Regions from separate parts of the Homo sapiens genome. Here regions 1 and 3 are each linked to region 2. A link is a contact called in ENCODE Hi-C or POLR2A ChIA-PET data. All regions are on one chromosome and are shown on one strand. Each heading gives the region's core, a stretch centred on a gene start or an enhancer-like site at or near the end of the contact. The rest is flanking DNA. Distances are from core to core; before and after follow the strand shown. Region 1 holds the start of BMP4 (bone morphogenetic protein 4). Region 2 has its middle 150 kb from the start of DDHD1-DT. Region 3 holds the start of STYX (serine/threonine/tyrosine interacting protein).

Region 1 (3,107 bases), core at 429-2,928, 650 kb before region 2:
TCATTTTCAAATATAAAGGGAGCATGCAGATGATCTGGCCCAATCCTTTCATTCTGCAGATGAGAAAACTGAGACTCATAGGAATGAAAAGACTTGCCCAAAGCCATACAGCTTGTTTCTGTTGTTTGGTGCATTAGGCCAAAAGACCTAGGCCTAATAGATGGAAAAGATGGCAGGATGTCTTGGCCTTGCTCTGACAGTTGCTTCTCTGATCTCAGATATTTCCCACCCTTTGTAATCTGTGTTCCACACAGGAAGTAGTTCTTGTTTTTTAAATATCGAAGGTGTATAAACGTAAAGTTTTTATAGATGAGCCACCCAGGGCCAATATCTGTTTAAGTAAAGACCTAAATGCTTTGCAGAGACAGTAAAGTGTCATGTCTGTCCCAGGGAAAGAAATCCAGGACAGGAAATGCTCAGTCTTCCAGCACTCCTCTGGCTACCTGGAGCTCAGGCTATGAGCCTCAACCCCTCCCTGAAGCATTAGCTCTGGAGCAGAGGCTGTGATTTACTTCAGAGATCTGGGCAAGTCCCTTTAACCTGGTAGTCCTGCCTTTCCTTGTTTGTAAAACAGAGAGATGAGGCTGATAGCTCCCTCACAGCTCCATCAGAGGCAGTGTGTGAAATTAGTTCCTGTTTGGGAAGGTTTAAAAGCCACCACATTCCACCTCCCTGCTAATATGATTACTAAAATGTTTTTATATGAAAGGGCCAATTCCTCATCTCCCCTCTTCCTTTAAAAACAGACCAAGGGGCATCTTTTCTTGTCTCCCTGTGGCCTAAAAGGTTACTGCTTCTGTGGTTATCTCCTTGGAAAGACAGAGTGTCAGGACTCTTAGGTACACCAAAAATGAACAAAAAAATCAACAACAACCATAACACCAACAAAAATAACTGCTGTGTCGGTTCTTAAGACGGCTTCTGAGCTAGAAACAGATTTTTCTAACTGTAAAAAACGTGGCCCCAGCCTGTCTGCAGGCCACCTCTGTCTTTAGGCCTTGGGGGGAGGAGGGAAGTGAGCTCATTTACTGGGGTCTACCTCAGGGTCATCACCAAGGTGTTCTACAAAACGCACTTTAAGAATGTTTTGGAAGGAAATTCACCTTTTAACAGCCCAAGAGGTATCTCTCTCTGGCACACAGTTCTGCACACAGCCTGTTTCTCAACGTTTGGAAATCTTTTAACAGTTTATGGAAGGCCACCTTTTAAACCGATCCAACAGCTCCTTTCTCCATAACCTGATTTTAGAGGTGTTTCATTATCTCTAATTACTCAGGGTAAATGGTGATTACTCAGTGTTTTAATCATCAGTTTGGGCAGCAGTTACACTAAACTCAGGGAAGCCCAGACTCCCATGGGTATTTTTGGAAGGTACGGCGACTAGTCGGTGCATGCTTTCTAGTACCTCCGCACGTGGTCCCCAGGTGAGCCCCAGCCGCTTCCCAGAGCTGGAGGCAGCGGCGTCCCAGCTCCGACGGCAGCTGCGGACTCGGGCGCTGCCTGGGCTTCCGGGACCCGGGCCTGCTAGGCGAGGTCGGGCGGCTGGAGGGGAGGATGTGGGCGGGGCTCCCATCCCCAGAAAGGGAGGCGAGCGAGGGAGGAGGGAAGGAGGGAGGGGCCGCCGGGGAAGAGGAGGAGGAAGGAAAGAAAGAAAGCGAGGGAGGGAAAGAGGAGGAAGGAAGATGCGAGAAGGCAGAGGAGGAGGGAGGGAGGGAAGGAGCGCGGAGCCCGGCCCGGAAGCTAGGTGAGTGTGGCATCCGAGCTGAGGGACGCGAGCCTGAGACGCCGCTGCTGCTCCGGCTGAGTATCTAGCTTGTCTCCCCGATGGGATTCCCGTCCAAGCTATCTCGAGCCTGCAGCGCCACAGTCCCCGGCCCTCGCCCAGGTTCACTGCAACCGTTCAGAGGTCCCCAGGAGCTGCTGCTGGCGAGCCCGCTACTGCAGGGACCTATGGTGAGCAAGGCTACCTGGTGAGGGGAGACAGGCAGAGGGGGTCTAGGAGCCTCCTTGGGGGGAAGAAGCTGGTCACAGGCTGTGACCGAGGCAAAAGGTGGCCTAATTATTTTCCAATAGTGGTGCTGGAGGTGGGGATGCTGGCGCTGAAAGACCTTTAAATATCGGCTACTGCCCCTGCCCAGGCCTTCTCTGTCCAGCAGTCCCTGGGAGATTCTCACCTTTGGGAAGTGCGGGGCAGGAGAGCAGAAACAAGAGAAGCCCTTGGTAGGGGGGTCGTTGGGAAAAACTGTGGGGTCTTGGGCTGAACGCGTTGCCCACGGGCTGGAGGTTGCGATCCCCGGACGGAAAGCGCGGGAGGAGGAAGGAGAGAACCGGCTCTGAGGTCCAGAGAGAGTGAGGGGGCAGAGCGACGGCGAGATGGGGAGAGAACACCTAGCTGGAGCAGGTTCTGCGGTAGAGAGCGCAGTCCTGCTGGCCTCTGGAGAGTGCGCGCCGCTCCGGAGGCTGCGTCGAGGGGAGTGTCACCCAATCTGGCCCCCAGCTGGCGGGGCGCCCTGAGAGCTTGCGAACTGCAGTTGCAGGACGCGCCTTCTCCACGAGCTATTTTCGTCGACTTGCGGAACCCAAGGAACCTCGCCTCTATCATTTCACGGTGTAGGGTCCCTAGAGACGACAGCCAAGATCCCAGGGGCTCCCAGGACGCTTGTTCCTGCGGTGTCGTGTCCTATGGGGAGTTCCTGGCGGGACGAAAGGCGGACGCGCGGCTCTTCCTGGCCCTCCAGGCCCGGAACCGACGGGAAAGGTTCCCGTGATTCCCGAGTCCCTGCAGGCTTCTTCCAGCGGGAGTTGGTCCGGGGGCCTTAGAGGCCTCCAAGCACTGCTTTGGAGGATGGTTTCCAAGGATCGCGGTTTGTGAGTTGAAGGCTTTGTGAGAGGTTAAACCCCCAAAAGATACATACTTGGTAAACTGAGGCTACCTGTAAACACATTTCGGCATTAGGAGAAGATTCGAGTAGGGAAGTGAAGGACAACCACCCCGAGTTACATTCCTTTCCCCCAATAAAAAGCTCTGGGGATGAAAGTTCTTTTGGCTTTTATCTTTTCGATTTAAAAATTTGAGAAGAAAAATGTGACTAGAGATGAATCCTGGT
Region 2 (3,048 bases), core at 250-2,749:
AGCAAATAACCACAATTTGCTTAGTATTAGTAAAACTCAGATCATCTAGGCATTGTCACCCCTTCAAGTTGCCCTCAGAGTGGGACAGTCAACTTGGAACAAAGTTTGACTTAACACAAGTTTCCCAGGTCTGAGAAATATGGCAAGAGGTGGGATTTATTGTTGTTGTTGCTTATCAAAACAGTGAGAAATGGCATGTTAATCAGCGAAGGACAAATTGTGGCTGTCATTTCCTTTTTCTCTAAAAGGTAAATATGTATAGACTGCAAATCATGTCCAGGAGAACTTATTTCTCACATCCCCATCCATCAGTTTGCTCTCAACTGCTCTCAACAAAGTGAGGAACCAGCTTTAAAATAGCTCTGAAATGGAAGGCTACTCTAGGTATGAAATATCCCATGGACCAAACCCAATAATCTCACTTCTCTTGAGTGCTCTCTTATTCTGACATCCAGCATGGTCACAAATAGCTTTTAAAACTGGACCAGGTACAGAAACCAGTCAAAGAAAATAAGAGGATAAAATTTGGAGAAGCCCGTCATGGATTTTAGCTTCCAAGCATATCACCAAAACTGTAATGTTCAACAACTTAAGCAGACATTCTCAGTGACTTCAGTTGACTTCAATGAATTCTGTTTCAGTCCATTTACCACAAAACAGTATGCCAAGGAAGGGACCCCACAGAGAGGAACTTCTCCTATCTAGTCATACCCTACCAACTCAGGTCTGAGGTCCTGATACTAAAAAGCTAAGTAACAAAGAAAATAATTTTTGTGCCTCTGAAGCCATTTTTCGAGGTGAGATGTTTCGCTCCTAGCCAAGCAAAGCTGCAGAATCTGTAGAATGTTGTCTTGCTCCCTCCTTGTCACCAGCCTGCCCTTTAACCCACCACTGAATGCCCTTTTTCTGCTCCAAGACAGCTATTGAATCACCACATTATACTCCCTGACCCTGCGGGGCCATGGTACAATATCAGAATGTCAAACTGGGTCTGAAAAGGGCTTTGTGTGGGATGAGACAAGACTCTAAGGATAGTAGAGCTGCTGAATCACTCAGGATCTGACCACAAATAGTGCTACGCTAAGCTTGCTGGGTAAAACTGCTGCCAGAAGCCCCTGTTAAATTTCTGGGCTAATTATGGAGGGTGGGAGGGTGACCTTGGAGGCAAGTTGTACTTAACACAGAGACCAGGAAGCCTAAGGGAAGAAACCCAAGTTGTACATCCTCATAAATACAATTTAAAATTCTCTAATTTAATAAAAGCATGCGATCCTACGACAAGGTAGTTTTCCTTAGGAGCAGGTGCACTGCAATTTTTTTTTTAATTTTCATATTAAATCTTCAGAGAGTTACACGGTAGATGGCAGCCTGGAAATACGCTGATGTATCCTGGCAGAATTTCAGACATAATGATTTTTTTTTCCTCTGTAAATCTTCCATCAGTGGGAAGGAAAGCCCTGCCAAAACTGAGAAACCCAAGCTGGAGGCAGCGAGGCTCCCACTCAGAGCACGGCGACATGCCAAGGCTTTCAAGGCCAAATCGGAAACAACCACGTTGAGTTCATTAAAACGACTGAATGATCAAAGTCATGCAAGCCTTCACAAAGGCAAAAATTAATCTGTTTAATACTTGGCTAAATTCTCAAGTGCTAAAGTAAATTTGAAACGAAATTCATCAAACTCCCCCTCTTCCTGTGGAAAAATCCTTTGAGTTCCTCAGAGTGCCCAGCAGATGGCAGAAGCGGTCTTTGTTTCAATCCATGGGCCTCAGCTACCGCGCCATGCCCAAAATTAACGGGAATAGGTACACCTGGGTATAGTTGTATATCTGAATGTGAAAATACACTTTCAGGATATCAGGAATTATATTCCAGTATGGCTAGGGTTATTCTCAGTTATCAATCTCGAGGGAGGAAACGTCCCCAGGAAGTGGTACCAAAAGATGACTCTTGCACATCAATGAAAAGGCCTGTGGAAGGACGACAGTCCAACTACTGGAACCCTGTTTTTATATCTCTCAGGAGCCTCCCACCATGCCCACCCCTCATCTCCCTCCCATTTCCTACTCCTTAAAGACTTGCATACACATTCCTGAGTCTTCAGCAACCTGTGTCCTCGCCACCCAGGTGAAGAAGCTGGGTATGTGCAGGATATTCCCTACTGCAACAATGCCTCCTCAGCCTGCCTCCTCTGCCCAGGTCAGCCTCCACAACCAGAGGTTCTGGGAATTAGGTTCCACTGTCCTGAGCATTATGAATATTGATTCCTGTTGGACAAACTGCAGCTAGTCTAGGATCTCAGATTCCTCCATTTCCCGGGAGGGCAACATATAAAATATTAATACATTTCATCATGAGAAACAAAACTCATTAAAACTACATACATATTCATGAAAATTCTTTCACTGTTTATTTCATGAAATGAAAACATTTTTTCCAACCAGATCAAGGGAGGGAAGAAAATGTTTTCTATAGGTCCAATTTTATACACTCTGGTATGAAATGAATCAATAGTAGCTAGGAGGAGAAAAATCAAAGATTTCCTTTTCAACAGCAATAAATCCAGTCAAATCCTATTTGGTATGGCACTTGCCATAGCTTGTAAAATCTGAAGTTGCTAAATTATGTATTTCAATAGTAATTCCTTACAAATTAATAGGAAGTGCTAAATTAGGACAAGTGGCCTCCAATTGGATCCAGATGCTCAATCCTAGACTAGGTAGAAAGTGTGAAAAATTAGGAACTGTACTGATTCTTTCTCTGAGTTTGTTGAAGGAGCCAAGTTCTTCCAGCATGGAATGTAAACACTTGGGAAGGTAGCCTAAGAGAAGCATGTGTTACGTGGCAGCCTGAGTCCCAGCTGTGTTTACACTGAGATTCCAAAATATCTGAGCCTGGAAGGACAGCTGTGGTGTAAGGAGGAACAGAGGAGCCTCCTGGGACAGAATGACCCCAAAGGGAAAGAGAGAAGCTGGTTCAAAACCAATGGGCCAGGGTTCAAGGGGTGGTGTGGTCATTAACAAAGCAGGGTGACCATCGCTCAGCTTAT
Region 3 (3,249 bases), core at 150-2,649, 580 kb after region 2:
TCAGGAGGCTGAGGCAGGAGAATCGCTTGAACCCGGAAGGCGGAGGTTGCAGTGAGCCGAGATCGCGCCACATTGCACTCCAGCCTGGCGACAGAGCAAGACTCCGTCTCAAAAAAAAAAAAAAAAAAAAAGTGAACCTCCAATGAAGATATTCAATAGAATAAATATTCGGAATAAATTGAATGGTCTCCTAAAAATAGGGCTTTATTTTTCCCAACTACTTTAAAGGTATTTTTAACTAGCGATGTTAGATTTTCTTTCTTAATCCTACTAAAGTATAGCTGAGTATCTTCGTCTTGTTAATTTAGCCTCCAGAAAATTCTAATTTAGTAGTCTGCAATGCCGTAAAATGTTAAACTAGCAACAGATGAAAAAAAATCCGAGTAGAAACAGCAGGCAGGGATCTAAGGTGGAGTAAAAATAGCCACAAATTAGAAACCAGGAGAAAAGGTATATAGTATTTTACTTTCAATATTAATTTTCCTCCAAAGGTCAAGATTTCTGATTAAGAGTTCTCAGATTAAGATGAGCTAGCTTTGAGACACTTTGTTGTGCGGGTCATAGCTTTGTCTAAAAACAAACAAAAAACTTTGGGAAACTTTTCGAAGGCGCGCTTCCAAACTTCAGGCGCCGAGTCTATTTCACATGTGGGGCCATGTGTCCCACAAGTGAATCGTTTACACCACAGATATTCCTCAAAAGGAGACTAAACCAACTTCGCTCTCTTGTTACTTTGACAATAAAAGAGGAACCTTACTCCAGGTCAGTCCTGGATGCCAAGCCTAGGGACTAAGGGATTGCTTTTCCTCTTCTCAAATGTAAGTACACCAGACGCTGCCCCTCCGCGGGGTCTGGAGAGGACGAGCAACTCAGTGGGGATTGGAGCCGACCGCTCGGCTTCAGAGGTCCCGGGACGCCCTTAGGAGGCAGGGCGCCCGTACAGGTGGCGGCTAAGACGGTTGGGGACTGGGGTCGCCCCTCGGCCGGAGCCACAGGGAGAGGCCTGTGCGTGGCAGCCACGGGAGCGACTCACCTCGGCGTCTTCCTTGCACTGTGGAAGGGAAGGGAACTCCAGCTTCACGTCCTCCATGGTGCTGGCCCGCGGGCTGGTGGGTGGGGTGGGAGAGTGTTACACAGCCGGCCGACCCTCGGGCTGGCTGCGGCGGCGGAAGGAAGGAGGGCCGGCGGAGCGGAGGGCTGACAGGAGGGCGGCGGGATTACAACTAACACACGCAGACTACAGGGTCCCAGTGACTCCAGCAGCGGCGGCGGCGAAGACAGGGAAGAGGAGGGTCGGGCGTCTTACACCCGGCCGCCATGCCGCTGCCGTCTCCCTCCCCCAGAGTCTCCGTACCCCTCAGGCCGCCCAGGATCCAGCACAGGAACCAGCCCGACAACCGTCTCCCCGCCTCCTTCCCGCCCCCTCCACCCGCGTCGCCTCAGCCAATCCCAGCCCACGCTCGCCTTCTGCCCGCCCTCCGCCGCCGCCAGGTGTCAGCGCGCCACCGCCCTGCTCCGCCCCTTCGCTAGAGCGCAGACGCTTGGGGGTGGGGGGGGCGGAGCCTCGGATGCTGCTAGGCCACAGCTCACCCGGCGTGGAGGAGGCGGGGCTGCGGTGGGACAGGACGAGTGAAGGTCCTGGGAAAGGCAGTGGGGCGGTCCGAGCCAGCTCCGCCCTTTCCAGACAGGACGTAGAGCCCTTCTTTAACATAAGAACAAACAGGCAAAACAGGCTACCCACCAGTGGCATCCGAAAGGAAAGCTATAGTTTCTCCCCTCTCAAAATTCTGCGCAATCTATGCTGAGTTTATAACCAAATGACTAATAAATGAAGAGTTCAATTTAAAATCACGTGGTGCCATACAGAAAATAAAATACCCATCACCTTTAAGCAAAGAATTAAACGGCTCAATTTAAAATTTTTTAAAGTATTTTAAGAGTACTTGAAAATACAACTCAGTTTAGATTACCTAGAAAATATCAAGAATGGCAACTAGAAAAAAATCAGAAAAAGGAACTGATAGCTGACTCAGTAAATTGTATATAATACTGTAAAATTTCTTCCATTATTATATTTTGAAATAAAAATAATAAACCAGATGGCTTTCAATATCTTTTAAAAGGAGTTTGCCAGCCTGAGCAAAATAGTAAGACCCCCCTCTCTAAAAAACAATTTTAAAATTCCCTGGGTGTGGTGGCGTTATGCCTGTAAACCCATGGTGAAAAGATTTGGGCCGGGCGCGGAGGCTCACGCCTGTAATCCCAGCACTTTGGGCGGCTGAGGCGTGTGGATCACCTGAGGTCGGGAGTTTGAGACCAGCCTGACCAACATGGAGAAACCCCGTCTCTACTAAAAATACAAAAATTAGCTGGGTGTGGTGGCGCATGCCAGTAATCGCAGCTACTTAGAAGGCTGAGGCAGGAGAACCGCTTAAATCCGGGAGGCGGAGGTTGCAATGAGCTGAGATAGTGCAATGGCACTACAGCCTGGGCAACAAGAGCGAAACTCCATCTCAAAAAAAATCAAAAATAAAAAAAGAAAGAAAGGATTTGTACACCAAATTGATTCTTTAAAAAACCACCGCCAGCACAAAGGTAAAAGGCAAGATAGTCACTCCTTAACTAAATGCAAATTATAAGTGAAAAGATCACATAGATATTTGACTTAAACCTCCCCCTACATTCTACTTTTTGTCACATAAAATGCACTGCCAACACATAGAAATAGAACTGTACAATAATTTGAGTATGAGATGGCTAACTTGACCACTCCATTTTCTATTTTAACTGTTCATCTTCTAAAATTATAAAAAGGCACATAATATCCTGCTAGGAAGTTTTTAATTTGAAGAATTATTGTATAATTAGCTAGGTCATGTATTTTTGGTTCTTTAGTGTTTATGAAACTGAAGTTGTCTTTTCTTTTCACCAGCATCTTTAATAATTATTGATGCCCAATGATGATTCCTTTGTGTACTTTGTTATAGCTTTTATTGCCAGATGATATAAGAATCATGTATAGGTAACAGAAATCATGTTTTGAACATTTCTGACACTCCTACATCCCCTACATCATACACTCTTAGCCAGGTATCCATACATACCTAAAGAGTCCTTGGATGAGCTTGGGAAACAATAAATTTCCTGAAATTATAGTATACGCAAAATTGTATGTTAGAATTTTTCCTGGAAGAGGGTCCAGACCTCCACATCCTCAACAGGGACCTATCGTCTTACATAAACCAAGAA

What was found. A loop is a pair of places that touch in the nucleus more often than their neighbours do. ChIA-PET counts read pairs that join two places held with the same protein, here RNA polymerase II (POLR2A). Pooled maps may share reads with other maps.
Region 1: a map of IMR-90 shows a loop between it and region 2 (4-fold over the local background). The contact joins the promoter of BMP4 here to the enhancer-like site in region 2. A Hi-C loop is called at or near these places in 2 of 168 maps with a recorded cell type or tissue (IMR-90 and prostate gland) and 3 of 50 pooled maps. POLR2A ChIA-PET finds 5 or more read pairs at or near these places in 1 of 52 experiments (IMR-90).
Region 3: a map of IMR-90 shows a loop between it and region 2 (6-fold over the local background). The contact joins the promoter of STYX here to the enhancer-like site in region 2. A Hi-C loop is called at or near these places in 3 of 168 maps with a recorded cell type or tissue (IMR-90, chondrocyte and endothelial cell of umbilical vein) and 6 of 50 pooled maps. POLR2A ChIA-PET finds 5 or more read pairs at or near these places in 1 of 52 experiments (H1).

Annotation. Positions count from the first base shown.
Region 1 is chr14:53,955,396-53,958,502 of GRCh38, reverse strand. BMP4 (bone morphogenetic protein 4) reads left to right here and starts at 1,678. Exons shown (of 4, transcript NM_001202.6): 1 at 1,678-1,953. LOC124903317 reads right to left here. Exons shown (of 2, transcript XM_047432035.1): 1 at 2,175-3,107. The coding sequence starts at 2,602. RefSeq lists silencers at 1,716-1,795, 2,445-2,554 and promoters at 510-1,852, 1-1,852, 2,780-3,107.
Region 2 is chr14:53,305,067-53,308,114 of GRCh38, reverse strand. No RefSeq gene overlaps it. Among named protein-coding and RNA genes, the nearest start is that of DDHD1-DT, 150 kb to the right of the region's middle. RefSeq lists an enhancer at 1,570-1,864. Within about 2 kb of position 1,499, at least 14 of the 41 ENCODE cell types and tissues checked have a DNase peak (open chromatin) inside an H3K27ac peak, as active enhancers do; they include IMR-90, where a contact is called at or near this core.
Region 3 is chr14:52,728,316-52,731,564 of GRCh38, reverse strand. STYX (serine/threonine/tyrosine interacting protein) reads right to left here and starts at 1,399. Exons shown (of 11, transcript NM_145251.4): 1 at 1,034-1,399. The coding sequence starts at 1,090. It overlaps PSMC6 (proteasome 26S subunit, ATPase 6), which reads right to left. Exons shown (of 14, transcript NM_002806.5): 14 at 2,975-3,249. RefSeq lists silencers at 1,105-1,184, 1,255-1,714.